3 separate regions of the Homo sapiens genome follow, and regions 1 and 2 are each linked to region 3. A link is an interaction called in ENCODE POLR2A ChIA-PET data of the cell type or tissue named here. Cell type or tissue: HepG2. All regions are shown on one strand. Links, peaks and the distances in the headings refer to the core of each region. The heading gives the core; the rest is flanking DNA. Region 1 overlaps ARID3B (AT-rich interaction domain 3B). Region 2 overlaps LINC02255 (long intergenic non-protein coding RNA 2255). Region 3 overlaps UBL7 (ubiquitin like 7).

Evidence for each region. Peaks named below come from ENCODE experiments on the same cell type or tissue, not always from the same donor. Only the 100,000 strongest peaks of a DNase experiment are listed, where the experiment ranks them.
Region 1: POLR2A ChIA-PET joins it to region 3 with 10 read pairs; 5 of 35 experiments call an interaction of 5 or more read pairs at or near these places.
Region 2: POLR2A ChIA-PET joins it to region 3 with 23 read pairs; 25 of 35 experiments call an interaction of 5 or more read pairs at or near these places.

The regions. Positions count from the first base shown.
Region 1 is chr15:74,595,547-74,602,739 of GRCh38, forward strand. It overlaps ARID3B (AT-rich interaction domain 3B), which reads left to right. Exons shown (of 9, transcript NM_006465.4): 9 at 65-2,585. The coding sequence ends at 228. It overlaps CLK3-AS1 (CLK3 antisense RNA 1), which reads right to left. Exons shown (of 9, transcript XR_007064715.1): 8 at 6,817-7,193; 9 at 3,373-6,422. Among named protein-coding and RNA genes, the nearest start is that of CLK3-AS1, 17 kb to the right of the region's middle. RefSeq lists enhancers at 1,463-1,963, 2,579-3,467, 2,742-3,036. In HepG2, for the core only: no CTCF peak of the experiment used is centred there; a DNase peak (open chromatin) is centred at 2,875; H3K4me3 peaks cover 818 bases.
Region 2 is chr15:74,382,200-74,389,392 of GRCh38, forward strand. All of the region lies in intron 2 of LINC02255 (long intergenic non-protein coding RNA 2255), which reads left to right. Among named protein-coding and RNA genes, the nearest start is that of LINC02255, 6.7 kb to the left of the region's middle. RefSeq lists enhancers at 786-1,286, 1,530-1,829, 1,920-2,179, 2,105-3,304, 2,900-3,019 and 8 more. In HepG2, for the core only: no CTCF peak of the experiment used is centred there; no DNase peak of the experiment used is centred there.
Region 3 is chr15:74,439,601-74,446,793 of GRCh38, forward strand. UBL7 (ubiquitin like 7) reads right to left here. Exons shown (of 11, transcript NM_032907.5): 11 at 6,377-6,627. The coding sequence ends at 6,490. Among named protein-coding and RNA genes, the nearest start is that of SEMA7A, 9.2 kb to the left of the region's middle. RefSeq lists enhancers at 2,182-2,691, 3,204-3,713 and a silencer at 3,058-3,242. In HepG2, for the core only: a CTCF peak has its summit at 2,065; DNase peaks (open chromatin) are centred at 2,621, 3,781, 4,171, 5,261 and 2 weaker places; H3K4me3 peaks cover 2,098 bases.

The sequences.
Region 1 (7,193 bases), core at 772-5,771, 160 kb after region 3:
AAAGGAGCTGGCCCTCCCCTTCGCTCTTCCTCTGCCCACACTTGCTTCTCTTCCACCCACCAAGGTGTGCTGTTTGCCCAGAAGCCTGTGGTCCACCTCATCACGGGGTCTGCTCCCCAGAGCCTCGGCAGCAGCGCCAGCAGCAGCAGCAGCTCTCACTGTTCACCAAGTCCTACCTCATCCCGGGGCACCCCCAGCGCAGAGCCCTCCACCAGCTGGTCCCTCTGATGGGCAGGACCCAGCTTCCCACTTGCCACTCTCCTGTCGAGAGTGAAGGAAGTTGATGCACAGAATTTACCTCATCTCACAGAGCCCACGTCGACGAGCACCATTTGGCCAGACATTGAGAGTTTGGACGTGTCCGTCTGTCCAGGCTCCATTCAGGTCCTGCTGTACTCTGGGGGCAGGGAGAGGCTAGAGGGGCAGGACAGACAGCGTTGTCCAATCAGGGATTGTCCTGGAGAACTGGGTGGGGGTCTGTGGGTGTCCAGCTTCCTCCAGGGTTCCCCAGCCACCTCCCAGCTCAGGGCACAGTGTATCGACAATCTGTCAGCCGACGCAGGGCTGGAGGCCCTCCATTTCCCTCCCCTTTTAATTTATTTCCCTGACCCTGCCTTCTGCCATGACCCCAGGGCCACTAGTCTCTTCCCCTGTTTTTAAGTCCCATGTGGGGCTGCCAGGAGCCAAGAGCATGCCTTCATGCCCTTCTCTGCAGAGCATGGGATGGGGCCCTTCCAGCCCACTTTGCCTACTGTTAGGTTCCTGGGGTACGGGTCCCTCAAACACAAGTCTTGAATCAGTCCTCAGGGCCCCAGATCCCCCTTCTAATAGTCTGAAGGAAGAGGCTGTGAGGGCAGTTCAGGGCCAGGGCCCACAGGGCATCTGCTGATGGGAAGGCAGAGCCTCGGGGCTGCCCAGCCCTGGCACCTGCTTCACACGGACCATTCTCTGACCGCCCCCGCCAAACCTCATGCTCCCCACTTGCCCTTATTGGCCTGCTTTCCCAAAAACAGCCCACTCATCCTTTCCCCAGCCCTCTTCAGCCCTCCCCAGTCCTCCCCAGCCTTCTTCAGCCTTCTTCAGCTCAGCCCTCTTCTATTTCTTATGGGGCCATCTTGGCCTCACCATCCCCACACGTGCCGATGTCAGGTTCATTGAAATACCTCAGATTTGTAATTGTTGATGTTTGAGTCTTCAGGAAGTATTTGCATCTCTGAAATCTTTTTTATATGTGTTTTGCTGACTTTTGTTTTTTTTTTATTTTAAAATTTTTATCGTAGCACCAAAGAAATGAAAACAGATCACCCCCAAAGCCAAGCAAGTGATTGGGTAACCCGGCCCCTCTGGCCCTTCCCTCAAGCCCAGTGAGGAGGTGGGTGGAGGCATGCAGGGGAGACGACTCAGGGATCGCGGGGGCGGGGAGGTGGAGTGGAGAGGCCCGCTCTCACACCGGGTCGGGCCCTGAAACTGTACCAGTTCTGAAGACCGTTTTCTGCCACACCCCCACCCCCAGCTGACCAGGGAGGCAGAGGACACCTCCCCATCACTCAGCATTCCCAGCTCAGGGCACAGGCAGGCTGGGGTCCTCGCTGGCCTTGCCAGAGGTTGAGCCGCCCCAGGGTATGAGGAGATGAATAACTCCACAGCTCCTCCTGGACCCTGCGCGGGAGCAGGCAGCTCCTGTGCTGTAAAGAAAATTGATTCGCTTGCGGCTCACCTCAGTCGAGGAAGCCCTGGAATGTTCAGCAGAACACCACCACTGTGACATGGGGCTGTGGCAGTGGGAGACACCGCGCGTGGCGTGGGTGTGTGTGGCAGCGTGGCTCGCATTCAGTCCTGTGTAGGAGAGGAAAGGGAATCAAAAGCTTGAGCACAAACAGATACCTCAGCCCGGTAAGCTGCAGCTCTGCTCAACTGCGTCTTCTCTCAGCCCTCCACACACACTCACCCCCACTCCCACACACATACACACACACACACACATACCCCATCTCCCGAGGGCTGACCTCCTCTGGCCTCAGCCTGCAGGGTGTGGGCAGAGAAGGGCATCTGGGACGTGGTGCCAGTGAGGAGCCCAGTTGGCTGGCACTGGGCCCATTTGAAGGTGTCTCAGACATTTGGCCAGTATGTCTTTCTCAGGGGTTTGGTCACAAAGGATGGACTCTTCCCACCCAGAGGATGCAGGGAAAGCACACTGTGTCTTTCCGGTCATTGGATCCTCTCCCTTTCCCCAGGCAGCTCGCCTGGCCACACCGTTGGAGTGAACCCTCACTGCCCTCAAGGACAACAGCAGGGTGTCACCCAGAGCCCGATGAGGGGTGCCAGCAGGTGCCCCCACGAGTGGGGCCTTGGCCCAAGCAGAGCTTCCCCTGAAGGTGCCATCAGCCAGGGCAGCTCTGTCCCCTCCTGCTCTCCATCTTATATGTATTCTAACCAGGAAAAATGTGATAGCACATGGGTAGCCTAGGCAGTGAGTAAATACCTCAGATGTCCTCCTGCAGCAAGTGTCTATATGTTGTGGTTATTTTCTATCTTACATGTTCTCGAATGTTTATATTTCAATAAACCTCTACCTCTTCACACAAGCAGGTCTCTCTCAGTTGCTTTGAGTGGCCTTTCCACTGGACAGTACTGGGGAGAGGTGAGCTCCTTCAGAGTGAAAGGGGACTGAGTGAACTACTCCTGACCCCTTGATTTCTCCTGAACCTTCTCCCCTTCACCCACGCCTTCTTCAAAGGGAAAGCTCACTGAGCTCACTCTCAGCTAACCTTGTGTGTTAGCAGGTTTCTCTGGCGTTACCCCAGAAGCTCCTAGAAAAGCCTGCCCGGCAGCAAGCCACAGGCCCCGCCACGCCATTGGCCAGGATTGAGTCACGTGCCCTCCCCAGAGCCAATGGGAGCGAGGGGGCAGGGTGACCGGGAATGACCTTAGACTGCCCGCCCTGCGCGGAGGGAGATCCACTACAGGCTGCGCCTCTGCCCCTGCGAGGGGCACCCCTGGGTCTCTGGGAAACGGAATGGAGGGTCTTATGGAAGAGAAGGTTTGGAACCACCGCTGGAGGGAAGGGGAGAAGAAAGCAAGCAGGAGTGGCGCGAACAGGAAGGGACTAGGGATAGAAGCCGGGCTTGGACACAGTGAGGCACGAACCCCGACAGACACAGAGACAGACAAGGGGTGCTGATCTCCTCACTGGGCGGGGTGGGCAGGAAAAGGAACAGGAGCTGGAGCTAGAGCGAGGGCTGCGAGCGGCGAGTGGATACCCGGCCTCAGGGAGGAGCTTCCAGGAGGGCAGGGGTCTCCTTTGGAGCAGCACCGGGGACGTTTGCTCGGCAAGGGCTTTTTGTGCGAAGTAACCGAAGCCAGTCAGGCTAATGGCGGCAGAGAGAAGGATTTATTCTTGCACCCAGGGTGTGCGGAGGAGCCCAAGGGCATTTGGACCTGTGTTGACGTCCGGAAGGGCCCGGAACCCAGGAAGCTCTGCCCGCAGAGGGTATTCCTCTCCCTCTGAAGACCACCTCAAAGCTCAACTTTATCACCTCCACGCATGAGACCGCCGGCGGCTGAACTAAAATCTCACCATCCCAATTCCAGTTTCTGGGAATTGTCACCTCCATTCGCTCTCATTAGAAATCCAGCTTTTTTCACGAGGTGAATAACAGGGCAGTTGACAGTTCCCAAGTTTTCTGTGTCCAATCTTCAGCCCTGGAGGGACTCTTCTGCTCCAAGTCCAGCGATCCCGGGAGGGGGCCCACTGGTCCAGTACGGCTCAGTACCCAGCCCTGGATCCACCAGCTGACGCTGGAAGGAGTGGGTCATGAAGAACTCAGCACGAACGCAGCTGGGTACGAATTCCCAGAGATGTCCTGTCCCTCCACGGTACCAAGGACCCCTCCTTTAAGAAACTGCTTCACTGAAGGCGCAGATGGAGGGAGGGATCGGCAACAGAGTTCAGAGGGGTTCCGGGGGCACATGGCTCAGCCGGAGGAAGCAGGCTGAGGAGGGGCGTTCAGAATGGCCAGATGACCTCGAGGGGAATGCCAAGCCTCAGCCCACTTTGCCTGTGGCTCCTGAGGATGTTCATGCTGTCAAGCTCAGAACAGCTGAGAAACTACCTTTCTGGGGCAGATTAGGGGACCAGGGGGCTTAGTTGCTGGTTTGCTGTGTGACCTATGACAAACTCTGGGCAGTTTGTCTGTGAAATGGGGACTCTAGTGTGATCGGAGACACAAGTGAATGAGAACTCACTTTGAAATGTCTAAAGCCCAGTGCCTAAGGCCTTCCTTGGCAAGACAGAGAGTCCCTGGTGGGCACTGTCCGATGGCATTAGGGCAGTAATTGGGCCAACCAAGCCTACAGGCCCGCAGCACCCCCTATGGTGTTGGGCAGTGCCTGCCTAGCTCTACTCTTAGCCACAGGGTCCCCTGGGAAAGTGCCAGGTGGTCTCATCCACCAAGAGCCATATTGGCAACATTGTGCCAACATGGGCATTTCAGGCCTGTGTCAGGGAGGGGACAAGGAGTGGTTTCTGCCAGGGAGGCCTCAGACTGCAGTTGCCTATGACAGGCTCCAGGCTTCAGGCCTCATAGAAACCCTGGCCTTGGGGGCTGAAGGCCAGCCAAACGGGCCTCCCCTCTTCCCAAGTCCTTGCCCAGCCGCGGTTGCCTAAGGCCTTTTTTTTTTTTTTTTTTTTTTTTTTGAGACAGAGTCTCACTCTCACCCAGGCTGAAGTGCAGTGGTGCGATCTCGACTCACTGCAACCTCCACCTCCTGGGTTCAAGCGATTCTCCTGCCTCAGCCTCCTGAGTAGTTGGGATTACAGGCATGTGCCACCACGCCCAGCTAATTTTGAATTTTTTAGTGGAAACAGAGTTTCCCCATGTTAACCAGGCTGTTCTTGAACTCCTGGCCTCAAGTGATCCACCTGCCTCAGCCTCCTAAAGTGCTGGGATTGCAGGTGTGAGCCACCATGCCCAACTCACTGAGGCCTCTCAATTCAGCTTTTCTATGCCAGGACCCTTCAGCTCACTGGGCGGGGGTGCAGGGCCTGACCTCAATCTCTTGTGCTGCAGAGTGAGGCTGTGAATCTGCCTCCTGCTGGCTCTGGGCACAGTCTCTACACTGCCTGGGCACTGCCCCTGGCTTCCAACTTTTCTCAGATGCCCTTCTTTGGGCTCCAGGGCCATGGCTGGGATCTGGGGGCAGATGAGACAGAGGCTGATACCATGGGGGTCAGAGAGGCAGGGCAGGGGGTAGCTTCCGCTCTGTCCAGGGATGGGGAGGCCAGCTCAGGAATCCATTTAGAACCAGTAAAAGCCTGAGCTGGAAGGGCCTTTCTAGCCTTCTGTTTCCCCTCTACAACCTGCAGATGGGAAGGCCACGGGACAGAAAGGAACTGGGCAGAGGTCACTCCCCACCCCATCTAGAGGGTCCACATATGCTACCTTCAGGGGCTGCAAGGTGGAGGTGGCTGGAGGCTCCTGTCCTGGTGCTGGAGCCCTTGGTGCTCAGACCTGCAGCAGCTCCCACTCCCTGAGGACACAATTCTCAGCCTGACCATCAGAACTCTTAGGGTCTCCTAGACCCCATCGGCGGCTCTGACCCTCTTTTATGAAAGCACCCAAAGAGCACCTGAGGCAAAGGACAGCATCCCCCACCCTATTGAGCTCCTCATTGCAGGAGCTCAAAGATGATGACCTCAGTCAGAATGAAATGGTATTTAAGCACAAGCCAGTAGCTGTTGCCATCCTGGGGAATGTGCTGTATTGTCTGTCACTGGCAGCATTGCATTACATCAAACTATTGCCTGAATATCACAAGAAGTGCAAACAAAGCCTTATGGATTGAACATTGCATAAAATAGGCCTTGTGTGTGGCGCAGTGGCTCACGCCTGTAATCCCAGCACTTTGGGAGGCCCAGGTGGGTGGACCACCTGAGGTCAGGAGTTCAAGACCAGCCTGGCCAACAAGGAGAAACCCCATCTCTATTAAAAATACAAAATTAGCCAGGTATGGTGGCGCATGCCTGTAATCCCAGCTACTTGGGAGGCTGAGGCAGGAGAGTCGCTTGAACCCAGGAGGCAGAGGTTGTGGTGAGCCGAGATCACGCCATTGCACTCCAGCCTGGGCAACAAGAGCAAAACTCCATCTCAAAAAAAAAAAAAAAAAAGGCTTTGGGACTAAAGCCCGTATGCAGCCGCCCCTGGGCACATATACGTGGTTTTATGACTTTGGTACTGACTCAGCCTAACTGGACCCCAGATACAGGAGAAACTGAGAAGGACGGAGAACATAAGCACTGTCCCCGGTGCACTGTGTCCCATGTCATCCTCACATCAATCCTGTGTCATAGGTACTGTCCGTGTTTCCATTTTACAGAGGATAGTGAGGCTTAGTGAAGGCAGGACTTGCTCATGCTCGCCAAGCTGGGGAGTGGTGGAGAGTGAAGTGTAAGACTTCTCGGTTCTACTGCCATTCTCCTTCCATCCATTGCTCCAGGCCCAGGGGCCCAGATGGTCTGATTCCCTGTGCCCCACAGCCCACCCTCCTGCTGCTGCTTTCCCTGGCTTCCCCTCTTCAGAGAGAAGAAGGCAGACCAGGAGATAGGTCAGGCCTCAGGCCGCTGCTCAGCCCCACCCATCCTAACCCCTGAGGGGATGAGAGGGCAGCCTCCACAACGTGTCCCTAAATGCCCCTGCCCCCCTGCCCCCTGCCCCAGGTTCTCAGAGAAGAGGAAGAGCTGTGGGGGCTGAGGAGCATCTCTGGGAGGGAGGGTGGGGTTTCTCCCCAAAGAGCCCCTCAGATGCAGGCACCCCTCACCCCGCAGTCACTGCTTCTCTACCAGCTCCTTTTCAGCTGCTGCTGCAGCCTCAGTTTCTCAGGGAGGCTCTCCACCAGCTTAGAGGTGGGCGGGGGGAAGCAGTGAACACGTTCCAGGCTGAGCCCTCCCAGTGGGCAGCAAGGGCTTGGGAGGAACTTGAGTGACGGAGTGTGGGGAAGGAAAGGTCAAGGCCTGCATGGGCACCATGCGGCAGGCAGCAGGGATCGGGCATGGGGGAGCCTGTGGGAGCCATGCAGGCCAGTCGGAAGCACAGTGCAGGGGGGCAGCTGCTGAGCACCTGGTCCTGGGCAGCCTCCAGGGCCCACTGCTCAGCTCTCAGCTCTGAGTCTCAAGCTTCCAGCACATTGCAGACCTT
Region 2 (7,193 bases), core at 879-5,878, 58 kb before region 3:
TGCCAAGTAGAGAGCGAGGCCAGAAGGGGCTGGGAGGCCTTGAGGGCAGGGAGAGCAGGAACGGGAATGAAGAGGCAGGCTAGGAGCAGGCTCCAAATCTGAAACCTGGGAGGAACCTCCTTGAGTCACCCTACTCTTTGTACAGATCAGGAAATTGAGGCCCACCCAGTCAGGAAGAGAAATTCGTCTAAAACCACTCAGCCTGCCAGAGACCAAGCCAGAATCTGTGCCAGAGCGCACCCAGGCTGTTCCTGGAGAACCCAGGAACCAGCCCCACGGGGCCAATCAGCTGGCACTGGGCTGACCAGCAGGCACTGAATGAAACTTCTAGCCTCCGGGCCTCTCTGGGTGGCCAGCAGGGGGCGGTACTGCCCCAGGAGTGACAGCTCCCAGACTCCCAGCCACTGCCCTCAGGCCCATCCCAAGGTCCCAGGGCAGAACCAGGGCTGGGGACACAGAAGGCATAGGTGGGAGGCAGGGTTTCTGGGGTGGGAAGAACAGCACACAGAGCTGAGCATGGGACTCCCCGGCCCCATTCTGATGCCAGCTCCTTCTAACCTGAGCGAGGGAGGAAACAAGCCCTTCCTTTCTCCTTGCACCTCCACCAGTTGAGAGAACATTCTAGAAATGCACCCAGCTCCATCCAAAGTCTGCTCTCTCGAGAGGGGAAGGGGCTGGAGAAGAGACTGTCTCCCAGGCCACAGGTTTCCACAGAAAGTTGTCCTGCAAAGGAGGCTAGACCTAAGGAGAAACTTCTAGAGGCCTCTATACTGAGTATCCAACCTCAATTCCGGGAGTGTCCCTTTCCCAAAATAATGCTCTAGGAGAAGGTGGGGAAAGGGTGGCCAACTGCAGTGCTATGTGAAGACAGGGGCTAGATGTCCTTATTGCTGTTTCAGGACCCTCTTAGGTGCGACAAGAGAGAATTTTCTCCAGGATGGCTAAAGAAGAGCAGGGGCATGGGGGAGTGAGCAGGGCCGCAGGGGTCAAGAAGATGAGCCACTCTGGCCCCCAGGAGAGATGGCCAGGGTGCAGGGGGCTCCGTGTCACCCCCATCAGCCCTGGGACCCTTCCCAATGGCGAGGGCTTGTATTCCTAACCAAACTTCTGGATCTGGTCCCAGCGGGAACCCCTGCTATAATGAGTGCCCCCAAGGCCTCCCTTCAAAATCCCAGGAGTCCAGCTTCTCGGGGCAAAAGCCCCACAGCAGCTGGCAATACAAGATCTAGGAGGCAGGGGATCTTGAGGCCCCAGGTCAGAAAGGCCCCACGCACCTGCCTCTCCCAAGATTTAAAATACCAGGGGGCTAGGGGTTCCCATCCCCTGCTACTAGGCTTCGTGGTGGTCCTCAGCCCCAAGCCCACTGTGCCCTGTGCAGCATGGACAGATGGTCTCCAAGGGGCCCCTTTCAGCACCACTCCCCTTGGTTTCCCATCAATGCCACCATACACCAAAGTTCACACACTGTCTACTGGAAAGCCCCTGTCAGGGCCAGTTGTCCTACAATTAACTCTTCAGTTCTCCCAGGCTGATGGTTCCACCACACAGAGAGCAGACAGGGTGGGCAGGGGCTTGGGGAGTCACAGCAGGCACCCAGGGACAGAGGGGCAAGGAAAATGGAGATGGGGGCACATTCAGGGGGTGGGGACAGCATCCTGGCAGGTCCCGGGCCTGCACCACCTGGAGGAGCCGGTGACTCACGGGGCTGACAGAAGAACTGAAACCAGACAGGAGAGTGCAGGAAGGAGGAAGAAACACCCACCAGGTAACCTGTGTCCTCAGACATGTGCACTTCCAGGCCAGAGTTTCTATGAATCAGTGTCTCTAGACACAACCACCTTGATCCCTTCCGTTGCCTCATGCTGACGTCTGAGTCTGGCCCGTGGCCATCTAAACCCCCGCACTCTGGTTCAACCACCATCAGGCCCACATAGCAGCTGCTTCAGATCAAAAATCTCCTCTTCAGGGGCTTTTTCACCAAGCTGATGGTAAAGGCAGGACTCCTGGGTCCCGGTGTCCACTGCAGCCACTCTGGCTTCCCCTTAGCCCCTCTGCACCCCCTGCTCACCACCTGGCCAGTGTTTCTGCTCTTCCTTCTGCCTAGCATTCCCCTACCACCCCTGCTTTGCCTAGCAGGTACCTACTCATCCTTCAGGTTTCAACCCATGTCACCTCCTCCAGTGAGCTTTCTCTGACCTCTCACCTAAGTCAAATCCCCCATTACATGTGCTCCTGGCACCATGCACCCCTCTCTGAGCCCTTTGTAGAGTTTAGTTGTGTGGTTAGTGATGAGTGCCTGCCTCCTGTACTACAGCTGAAGCTCCAGGAGGGCAGGGACCAGGGCCTGGTCTAGTTCACCCTCCATTGTCTCTGCAGCATGTGGCAGAGTCAGTGCTAGGCACATAGAAGGCCCTCAGTAAACGTGCTGTGAATGAGTGGGTTCCCCAGCCAGCTGGATGTCCCACGGTTTCCCCCACCCCACCCCATCTGGCTCTAGCTCCTCTCTGTGACCCTTTTCATCTGCAGTCCTTGGAGCCTCCTAATGGTTGGGCTCTGTGGTGGGGACCAGGCAACCTGCCCCTGGGGCCTCAAGATCAAGGCAAGACACAAGACTCAATACCCCTCCAACAGGTTACAGGGGCAGCCTCAGTGGCACCAATTGCTCTGACCCGTGACTCAGAGGAAGCCAGTCCTCCAGAGCCCACATCCAGTCCACATCCTCCTTGATGATTTTGCATCCAGCTGCTGTTCCAATCTCAGGGCCTATGGCCCTCAGGGACTATCCAGCCTCCACCTAGAAATCAGACGACCAGAAATGGTTAGGACCCAGCCCAAGGTCACACAGCATAGCTGTCACAGAGCCGCACCAAGAATCCAGGGCGCCAACTCTAGCATAGGGTTCTCCCCATGCTATAATAAATGTAGCTATTTTTAGGAAGTGAATTAGCAAGTCAAATATGAAGTCTACTAATAATACCACATTTCTGCTTTTCAGAGTCTTCATCACCTTATTTGCTCCTGCAACATCAGGGTGGGCTGGGCACTGAAGTAGGTGGTGAGCTCATCTGAAAGGTGTGGTCCAGAGAGAGGAAGTGACTGGTCCTGAAACGCAATAAGCCCAGCCTTCCTGCCCGCCCTGCTCAGTGGTACTCCCAGAGAGGGTGCAGTGCCCCAGAAGTCCCCTTCCCAGGGCCTGGCTGGCAGCCTCCCACCTGGGCAGGCTCCTCGGGGCACTCAGACCAGCCGCTGCCTCCCTCGCCTGTTGTCCTCTTGACCCTCCCACCCCATCCCCCAAGCTGAGGTCAGCCTCCTGCCTTTCCTGGCCCCTGGCAGACCTTGCTTCTGTGCTAGCTCCAGCCCAAACCTGCATTCTCACAGCCTGTGGGCCTCAGGTGGCCTCAAGGCCTGGCATCCAGTTGTATTTTTTCCCCTGCAAATTCCTTAGCACATGCCAGGGGTAGCTCTGAGCAGGAAGGCACGGGCAGCCAGCTTTGCAGCCTGAGCTCCCCTCAACTTGGGACCTCAGTTCCCCATCAAAAGGGACAACAGCCTCATCCCAAGAGGGGCTGGAGTTAGATCCAGCCCCTAGTCCTGCAGCCCCATCTCCTACCCCTTCCCCCTCCCCCACAGAAGCTCCTCAGACATCTGGCAGCACCAGACAGGGCTGGATGGACGGAAACATGAGGTCAGATCCTCAATTGCTTCCTGAGCCCTTCCCAGAGGAGCAGGGCGCTTCCCAACTGGGAAACAGCTGAGCTGCTCCATAAAGGAAACCGGAGAGGCGGGGAGGGATGGAGACCATTGCTGGCAGAGGAAGCGACAGCGCCCCTATTTCTCAGATGGGCAACTGAGCCACAAGCCATAGGCCAGCATGCTGTGGCCACCACAAGCCCCCACCTCTTGTGAAAGTCTCTACTGAGCCCAAGGGCCTAGCATGAGCCAAGGAGGGGGTTGGGCTATGGCTAAAAGGATATCTGGGCCAGCTCCCAGGAGCCTTGACTCCCAGGACAGGGACCTGTAGGGATGGGTCCTTCACTCAGACTCATGCTGGGGAATTCTGCAGTCAGGAAGGCTTCCCGGAGAAGGGTGCTGTGGGGGGCTCAAGGGCAACAAGGAGGGAGGAAGGCATTGAGATGGGCTCAGCAGGTGCAAAGGGCAGAGCAGAGGAGGCGCTCAGAGATCCCCCTCAGGTAACCGACCTGGCCTGTCTCGCCTCCCGGCACCGGCTGGCTTGCAGAGGAAGATCTGGGCTCATTGTCCATTGTAAGCTGGGTATGTCCCAGTAGCTCAGGCTCCTGGACCCTGCTGGGCCAGCAGGGAGGGGCGTTGTAGCAGGAGGGAGACAGGCCAGGCCATCCTGATGAGGAGAGAGGAGAAGGAGGGGCCTCCCCAGGGTGGCAGGCACAAGCCTGTCCAGGGAAACCCACAGCTGCACAGGGGGCAAGTGGGTGCCTCTCCCTCTATCCATTATCTGGCAGGATGAGATGGGCACTCTCCTTGCCTAGGCCCAGACCTGGTCCCCACAGCCGGGACCCTCCCACCCGGCATTGTCCTCCCTAGGGAGCCATGCTGGTTGTGGGACTGCGGCCATGCCTGGCAGGGGATGGTGCCGATGCTGACACAGCAAGAACCAGGCCAGCCGTGAACAAAGAAACATGGGAAGGGGCCACGTCTGCAGGAGTCGTTCCTGAGGTGGCGGCCAGCACCGTGGACTGTAGGCTGAGGAGGCACAGGACGGCCTCTCCCTGAGTGTTCCAGCCAGCATGTTCCTGATCAGATACTCGGGGGCCAAAGCTGATCAAGGCCCTCGGGGCACAGCTCAGTCCAAAAATCCCCATCACCTCCCCCCAGGGCCCAACCCCCTTCACTCGTGACAGAAAAGGCCTCTGAATCACCTCTCAACCCTGACAGCAGGGTCCGCTCACCACCCCCACTTTTTTTGCCATGATCCCCCTCAGGGTGGGAGGCGAGACTGGACAGGAACAGGGGAGCCCAGAAGGGCCCATCCTGGGCCCAAAGGCAGACAGCACCCATACAGCAGGGGCTGCAGTGCCCTGATTGGCTTGTGGCAGGTGTTGTGGGGGAGGCACCCAGTAGCAGGGCAGCTGGCCAGGTGTGGGAGCCCTGACGTTGGGCCTGTCACACAGCATCAGGGAAGGAGCTGCTAGTACCGGTGGGGCGAGGGCTGGGAGCCTCGGGGAAGCGGTGGCTTTTCAGCTGAGAGAGCGAGAAACATTGGCTGAAGTGGAGTTGGTGCCCCACTTTCCAGGAGGGCTGCCCACTGCCCGCAGGGCCCCCGGTCAGGGCGGGAGGGCTCGGCACCGAGAGGTCCACCGAGCCAGACCAGGCAGAGAGAGCACATGGACCGGCGGAGACCAAGGTCCCAGAGAGGTGGGGAACAGGAGGCGCCCCCTCCCCTGCCACATGAGGAAAGTGGGCATGCTGGGCAGGAAGGGAGGGGATGGTGCCAGAGAAGAGTGCCAGCGTCCAGGGTGAGGGAATGCCAGCACCATAGACTGTGGGTGGGGCAAGGTAGGCAAGTCCAGTGTGGCTCCAGGGTACCTCAGATGCTGAGATGTAAGCAGGGTAGGGACATTTTATCCATAGCCAGGTTCTGGGAGTGCCCGGGGACAGCATTACCCTTAGATGCAAGCAAGAAGGAGCCCTGCCCTGGCACCTGCATTCTAGAGGATTCCACTCCAGCCTTCCACTGGCCTTGCCCCTCCAACAGGGAAATAAAGTCCATGAGCCAAGGAAATGTGTCCACCCGAGCCCCACATCCCCCCTCCAAATGCAGAACCCCAGAATTCCCTGCCCACAGGGCCCCAAATCTAACTCCACAGCCCACGTGGGCCTTTCCGCTGGGCCTGCCTTCCTGAGAACCGACCTGCAGCGGGTGTGCACACCCCAAGGCCTCGGGAGTGGCCAAGGGGCAGCCACTGCTACGTATATGGATGGGTCTGGGAAGGTCACACACTGCCCAAGGGGGAGCCCGGGATGGGAGCTGGGGTTGGCTCAGCCTCTGCCTGCCACATTCCAGTCCTGCATTCCAGGAGCCCAAGAATTCTAAGTACAAACCTGGTCCTCAGGGTGTTATGAAGGTGTATTTGCTAATGTAGGAGGATAGAGCATATCCTATTTAGAGGTTGTTGGCTTGATTTATAACTTTGAAATATCCAGACATATAGTATGTGGGCCTCCATTTTTACTCCTGCCCTGGGCCCAGGCAATGTTAGGGGTAGGATCAGAGGGCAAGCCCTGGCCCCTGCCCCACCCCTCAGGAGACCCCTGCTCTCCAGCCAGTGAGCGCTGCCGAAGGAGGGCTGGGCAGGAAGCCAGCAGCCGAGGGAGCCCATATGCACCTGTGGACCTAGCTTCAGGGCTGGTGGGACCTAGCAGGCTGGGTCCTTGGGGCTAGGAGCAGGGGAACCCGAGAGAGCGCTTCTCCCAGGGTTGAGCTTCTGCTTGAAGCTGGGAAAGCCACAGAGAGGCTGAGCTTGTGGCCCAGGGACACCCAGCCTGGATGCGGCTGCTGTGCCCTCCCCCTGGAGGTCCCTCCTGCTTCCAAGGCTCACCCACCTGTGCATCCAGCTCGGAGCTCAGGGTGCTTCGATCCCTTTTTTGAGTTCATTCCTGTGGCCAAGCCCTTCCCCCACGGTTTCCCATGCTGGCACCTCAGGAGGATCCTGCCCCTTGTTCCCTACCCAGCTTCAACCCCTTCCTCCGAGGCTCCAAGCCCCCTCACCCCCCTCACTGCAAATCACCTTTCTTCCATTGGAGCCAGGATCTTAGCTCAGGGAGCGACCCCAGCCCCAGTATACAAAGAGAAGCCTGCGGCCCACAGTCCCAGAGCGAGGCTGCAGCTGAGCCCAGGCTAGGACGGGTCTCCTGCCCCACCCCTTCAGCTCAGGGGGCATCACCCACCTCTTTGGAGCCTCACAGACCCCCCTGGTTCAAATTTCCACTAACACTCTCTGTGATCTCCCACAAGCTGCTTTATATTCTGAGCTCCTTCATTTATGAAATGAAGATAATAAATTTTGCCTTGTAAAGTCGTTAGAGGGATTAGATAAAATACACGCATAGGCCAGGCCCTATGCCAAGAACACCTTAGGGCTGAGACCTCCTTCCCTGCCTCACTCTGGCAATGGACATTACTGAGCAGCACCAGGATCCCGAGGCCCAGACAGATG
Region 3 (7,193 bases), core at 1,443-6,442:
AGGTTACAGTGAGCCGAGAGTGCACCATTGTACTCCAGCCTGGGCAACAAGAGCAAAACTCCATCTCTAAACTAAACTAAACTAAAATAAAATAAAAATAAAGTGATGTCTATAGGAGAGAAGATGTCCCAGGACCCTCCCAGCTCTGATGTGATCCTTGGGCCTGCTGAGGCCACTTCAGTGAGGAGATACACATGCAAAAGGGTGGTTACCCACAAACAGTTCACTTTCTTTCATGAATATAATGATCCAAGAATCTCAATTCCTGGAGTTAGGAGTAGCTGTCAAAGGGGATTCAGTCCTACCTGAGAGCCACTCACAAGACTCCTTATGGTGGCCATGCAGGTTCTGCTTACATACCTCCAGTGATGATGAGCTCCCTCACAAGCCAGCGTTGCCCATCTTGTTTAGCTCTGACACAGAGCTTTCTTCCCCAGTGGAAGACTCCCAAACAGTGGTCCTAAATCTGCCCTCTGAGGCAACAAGGACATGTCTAATCTCTCTTCCTGGAATACGGCCCTTCAGTGATTTCACAGAGGTCACATCCTTCTAAATCGGCTCTTTATTCAGGGTAAATAACTCCAGTTTCAAATAGATCCCTCATGGGGCTTTCCTTGAGAGGCTCTCTAATCCTGGTTGATTTCTAAGACACGATCAGTCCGTCATTTAGCAAACTTTTACTGACCCCTCCTAGGTGCTAAACAGTCCAGATTGTGTCTCTCTCTTTCAAAGATCAGGCCTCAGATCAGAACACAACACCTAGTGTGGAGGCTGAGCAGTAAAGGGCTGAAAGACTAGCTTCCTTCCTCCTTATTCTAGCACCTCTAAAGGCACTCTTAATGGGTTGAGACAACACGTTGTTAAATCCTCTTGATCTCAGCCCAGGGTTATCCCTGGGCCAATTCTCAACCATCAGTAGTGGCTCTCTGGGATGCTCATTTGAGAAAGATTATTGAATCTGGGCCCAGGAGAAGAAATGAGACTCGATTCTGCATAAGAGCAATTAATTTTCTGGTCCCCCTTGGCCGGGCGCGGTGGCTCATGCCTGTAATCCCAGCACTTTGGGAGGCCGAGGTGGGCGGATCACGAGGTCAGGAGATCGAGACCATCCTGGCTAACACGGTGAAACCCCATCTCTACTGAAAATACAAAAAATTAGCTGGGCGTGGTGGCGGGCACCTGTAGTCCCAGCTACTCAGGAGGCTGAGGCAGGAGAATGGTGTGAACCCGGGAGGCAGAGGTTGCCGTGAGCCGAGATTGCACCACTGCACTCCAGCCTGGGTGACAGAGTGAAACTCTGTCTCAAAAAAAAAAAAAAAATTTCTGGTCCCCACTGCAGGACCTTAGACTTTCTTTGCTTCTGTCCTTGTTAGGGTTACTTCATTGTCTGGGCCCTGATGCCATCTAGAACATTCACTGGCCCAGCTCTGAGTGCCTGGCATCTCTGATACACATACTCAATATCCACTTATAGAAATTGAGGGAAAACGTCAAACAAGGCACAACTGACGCTCCAAGAAGTTAGGTCATATGTGGAAAAGCAATCTAAACCTCAATCTGACTTAGAAGCCTAAGTCCCCTCCAAGACCTGAGCTGCCACTCCAAAGGTAAGTGGTTAGGAGACCCTTCGGCCAGCCAGGCACAAGGCCCCAGGTGGGTGCACTGATGGAATCATGCTGACACAATCCCACCCAAGCCCTAGAAAGGCCACTTCCCCAGCATACAGGAAGCACTCCTCTGTACATGGGGCTAATAATATCTAGTTTTCAGAGTCGCTATGAGGATTAACTAAGATGGCACATGTGAGTGCCTAGCTCAATGCCTGGCACAGAGAGGATGCTTGATAAATAAGCACTACTGTGCTGTGTAATGTACTATTAATATTAGCTAGTTTTGCCAAGATAGAGTAGGCCAGTGCCTGGGTTGCCACGAAAGCATTTCTAGCATAGAAGTTGAATTCTATTCCCAGCGATCTCAGAGCCTATGAGAACGAGACAGGCCCAGGCCCAGAGGAACTAGGGGCACAGCTGAACTGACCTGAGCCCAGCCCAGGGCCAGAGGGGACCCCACCTGCTGGAGAGGCTGGGTAAGCAGAAAGAGGGAGGCCTGAATAAACTCCCCAACATCCTCAACAAACACCCAGGGCCAAAGTCTGTGGCAACAGCAACAAGAAGCCACCTCAGGGTAGGGCTCTGTGAGCTTGGTCTGGGGCCCAGGCCAGATGGGACTGAGGCGAGGAGCAGATCTGGGGCCCATGTGCCCAGCAAGCTGTGCCAGCCCAGCCCATACCAGCCCAGCCAAATTTGAGTTATATCAGGAGAACGGATCTGTTAGAAAACTCACCCATCTCTACATATTTGCATATTCTATTTTGGGGTCTTTTCCTTTTTTTCCCTCAGCTTCCTAGAAAAGTTCTTGTGATCACTTCCAACTTCACCTCTGCTGAACTGCAAAAACTCACACTCAATCCCATCTCTCCTCTAACTACTATCCTCTCCCTCACAAGCAAGGTCCCCTGCCCTCTCTGCATCCACTGCCCCTCACCTATTCAGTCCTCAACCCCTGCTATCTGGCTCCGGTTCCATTGGAATGTCTCCCCAAGGTCACCAAGGCACAAGTCAACAAGTCCAAGGTCAGCCCTTCTGTTACTAGGTTTGTCTGTGGCATCTGACCCCACTGAGCATGCCCTCTTTGTCCAGGTCCTTTCACTCCCTCAGCTTTGCTGACTCCTGCTCTCACCTTCCCAGAAGCAGCAGATCCTGCGCCCGTTCCATGCCTCACATCTATCAGTCACCATTTTCTATAAAGCTGAACTCCTTAGTGGGTATCCCTTTTCCTCTACCTTTCTCTGAAAAGCTTAATTGCCTTCTCACATGACACAGGCCCAGTGTTCAACTTAGAACTTCCTGATCACTACCTCAGCCCAAAGACATCCAACTGTCTTTAATTATACACATCCCCACCTGGCTGTCCTATGGCACCTCATTCCAAATTGTCACCCCAGTCCCTTATTCTTACTGCTGCACCACCATCCGCCTGCTCACATCCTGCCTGCCTCCCCACTTTCAGCCCCCAGAGCTAGTCTGTCCTTCACACCTAGCAGCTCCCCTCCACCCAGCTCCCCTGCAGCAGCTCCAGTTGAGGCCCCCTCCATGTCCCATCTGGAGGATCCAGCCAGCCTCCTAGCTGGTCGCCTACCCCATCTCACTTCCCACAAATCCAGCCTCCACACAGCTGTCAGATTATCTCACACACAGATCTGGTCCCCCACTGCCCTGCCTGCAGCTGCCTCAGGGGTGCTCTTTGCCCTCAGGATAAAGCCCTAGCTCCTCAGCCGGATCTAAGCCCTCATCATCTCCCATTCCTCCACACTTCAGAGGCCAAGGGCAGTGGGAGGAAGGGCACCAGCTCTGGAGTAAGACAGACCTGAGTTTCTGGGACCACTTGTCCACTTCCTGCCCATGAGACTGTGGGCAGATGATTTCAACCCTTGGAACCTTGGTGTCCCCATCTGTTCAGTGGAGACAACAGTATACTCGCCTTTCCCAAAGATCTGGTATCAATTCTAACTCCTAAAGCCTCTCTACCTCCTCCTCTCCTTCCCCACTGCCACGCCGTCAGGTCAGCCTACCAGCAGCTCTAAGTGGATCACTGCCACAGCCTCCTCCCCGGCTTCCTCATGCCTGCCCTCCCTCAGTCTTCTACTCCCACTATACTCACCACACAGCAGCCAGAATGACCTTTCTAAAACACACATTGGACTCTCTCCCGATTGCCATTCTGTGACTCCCATTGTCCAGGGTAAGTCTAAATTCCTTACATAGCTTCAAATGATCTAGCCTCTGCCCACCCACTTGCCTTGCAAGCCACCCTGACAAACAGGGCTACAAAAGCCAGGTTTGCTCCCCACTCCCAGCCCCCTCAGTACATATACCTTCGTGCCCAATTCTCCCTTACCCTTCAGGTCTCAGCGTAGTGCCACTTTCTCCATGAAGCTTTCCCTCACCCTCACACCCCCACCCCTAGCCCACGTTAGCCCCCTCTCCTGTGAGCGCCACAGCCCCTAGACTTGCCTCGCCCAGTTCTCATTAGGCTTTAATGCAATCATCTGTTTGTCCATCTTACCAACAACACAGCATTGTCAGAGCAAAGATACCGTCATGTTTATCTGGCAGAGAGTGGAGGCTCAGTCAATGTTTGTTGAAAGGATGAAAGGAGGCCCGGCGCGGTGGCTCATGCCTGTAATCTCAACACTTTAGGGGACCAAGACAGGTGGATCATTTGAGGTCAGGAGTTTGAAACCAGCCTGGCCAACACGGCGAAACCTCATCTCTACTAAAAATACATAAATTAGCTGGCTATGGTGGCACATGCCTGTAGTCGCAGCTACTTGGGAAGCTGAGGCAGGAGCCCAGGAGGTGGAGGTTGCAGTGAGCTGAAATCGTGCCACTGCACCCCAGCCTGGGCGACAGAGCGAGACTCTGTCTCAAAAAAAATAAATTTTTTTAAAAAAAATAATAAAAATAAGAAGAAAGGATGAAAGGGACAATGGTGAGGAAAGAGTCCTTGGCTCATGGAAAGCCCCAGGCTCAGTGGGGGCACTTATCAGACTCAACATAGACTACTCAAAACATGGCCACAGGAAGCAAAGCCAACTTGCCAAGCCCCTGGAGGAAAGAGCCAACAAAGAAGGGAAAGGGAAACCGTGGGGACGGCTCTGTTCTGGGAACTGGTATTGGGGGTTGGTCCAAGGGATAGGGCAGGGTGACCCAAATGTTCTGCAGCATAATGGGATAGGGGAGTTAAGGAACCCCAGCACCTTTGAAGGCAGTCCTCAGAGGCAGGGTGAGAGCTGCCACAGAATGGAAACGAGCTCTGGGCAGGCTGTATCATGGGCACAGGAAGGGCTGTGTCAGCCCCATTTGACCAAGACAGACCCATGAGGATAGGACTGGCCTTTGTTTCCACCACAAACAAGCAAGAGACACTGTGTACAAAGACAGAGCTTCCTGGTCTTTGCTCTCAACCACAAGTAGGCAGCTGGGCTCCAGGCAGACCACTGAGGCACACAGAGGCCTGGCATTGAGAAGCCCAGTTCTGAGTCTTTTCTGTCAATGCACATAGAGAGACTTCTCAAATTTTCTGGAAGAGGCAAAGAATAACATCCTGTTCGGGCCATATCTGGACGTTAAGAGTATCACTGATACACTGGAGGTCATCCAGAAAAACGAACAGGATATGCTGGGAACCAAAACCATGACAGGTCAAAGGGGCAAGTCAATGACCCACCATGGCATTCCGTAAATAACTAAAGCCCTGCTAAGGTAGAAGAGGAAGCAGGCTTGTTCCGAGTGGTTCCTTAGGGCAGAGAGGGGACCAAGGGGTAATGCCCTGGCAAATAGTTAAAGGACAGAATAGGTTGTAAGTGGTAAATCTTTTGTTCCTGGAGGAGACAAGCAGAAACCAAATGACCATGACTGGGAATGGTGGAGATGAAACGCCTGCCAAGGCAGAGGGCAGGAGCACATCTCTGAGCCCCTTTCCACCCATGTTATTCCCAAATGAACCAAAACACCATCTGAGGGGAAGAAGTGTTCTCCCAACGAAGTATTCAAAGCATTTAAAACCCACTTTCTCAACTTGGACATGTCTGCGATGCCGCAGGGAACATCACAGGGAACGCCATGCCAAGGGGAACATGAGTGAGCACAGGCAGATGGAGCAACAGCTTGGGGGTTGGTGCCCTCTCTTCAATATTAAAGCTGAGCCCTGTTCATGTTGGTGTTGTTTTTTAGTATTGCTATTTAACTGCTCTTGTATTTATGCCTTCAGGACAAGGAGGGCCCTACCTCCTGGCGAAGCTCTGAGGCCTGGATTCTGGAATCATTACAGAACAAGCATCAAAAAATGCTTGGTGAGAATAGACTGGTGGGGTGGACAAAGAAATCTGTGGAAGCCATTGAGAGAGAGAGAAATGTGGAAGGCAAGCTGCCTCCATGTGCTTCCCCTGAAAGTCCACCCAGCCACTCCATAGACTGGACATCTCGGAAGCATAAGCCTCTTCTGGGCACAGCTGTAATCCAGCAGCCACCCTGAAGATTGGGTGATAGCTCTGCCTAGACTTCGGCACATCCTGAGGCTCCCAAACTCCAAAGCCCCAGAGAGTCTGGGGGCTACGGCTGGAAACTTCTCCCAGAAGTTAACATGGGTATCTCACAGCATCCCATGATGTAGGGTCTAACATCCTCCATCCAGGGCCCAGAACTAGGGGCCAGCCCTGCTTTGATGCCACAGCATCAAGACCAGCACACCTTGTTTGCCCCACTGCCTCCACCAACTCAGATCAGCCAGAAAGGTCAAGAACTGGACAAAGCAGGAGAGTTGACCATCAGGTATATTGGGGAAGGGAGAGATGGAGGCACCTTCATGAGTGCCTCCCAAGGGCAGTAGCCTCTGCAACTTGCTGGGGGTTCAGGGGAAGCAGGGAGTTCATGGGGCTCCTCCAGCAAAGATGAGCTCCAGGGCTGCTTGGATGTCCCCACCGGTGGCCTGCAGGGCCCGCAGGCTCAGCTCATCGTCCTGGATGCCCATGTCACGTAGCTGCTGCAGCTGGGGCTGCCACTGGCTCTGTGGAAAGATAGGAATGGGCAGAAGCTGTTAGCTGGGATCCAGTGAAGACTCACTTAGGTCTGTGCTTTCCGGGGAAGGAAAGGAAGATGGGGGAGTCCTCAGCAAAGCTGCTGATGCTGAGTTCCACAGAACACGGTGCTTCTAGGAAGACTAAAAGATAGGCTTGAGGGTTAAGAGAACAAATCCAAAGTTTTACAATAAAAAAAGGAAATTCTTGGCATAAGGATCAAAAGAGAATGTACAAATTATTCACTGTCTGAATTCCAAGAGGCTAAATTACTTTCTTTCTCTTGCTATGTGTACACACACAACAGCAAGATTTTGCTCTTTATGTGATGAGTGTTACAGATTTTTTTCCCAGTTTGTTAGCCTTTGGACTTTGCTTCGGTTTTTTGTTTGGTTTGGTTTGCCACGCAGAAATTTTCACCTTTTTTTAAATGTCTTAAATTTTTGTGGTATATAGTAGGTATATCTATTTGTGGACTGTAAGAGATGTTTTAAATTTTTCGCTTTTACAAACCCAAAATGCATAACTTTTATTTAATGGCTCCTGGATACTGAGT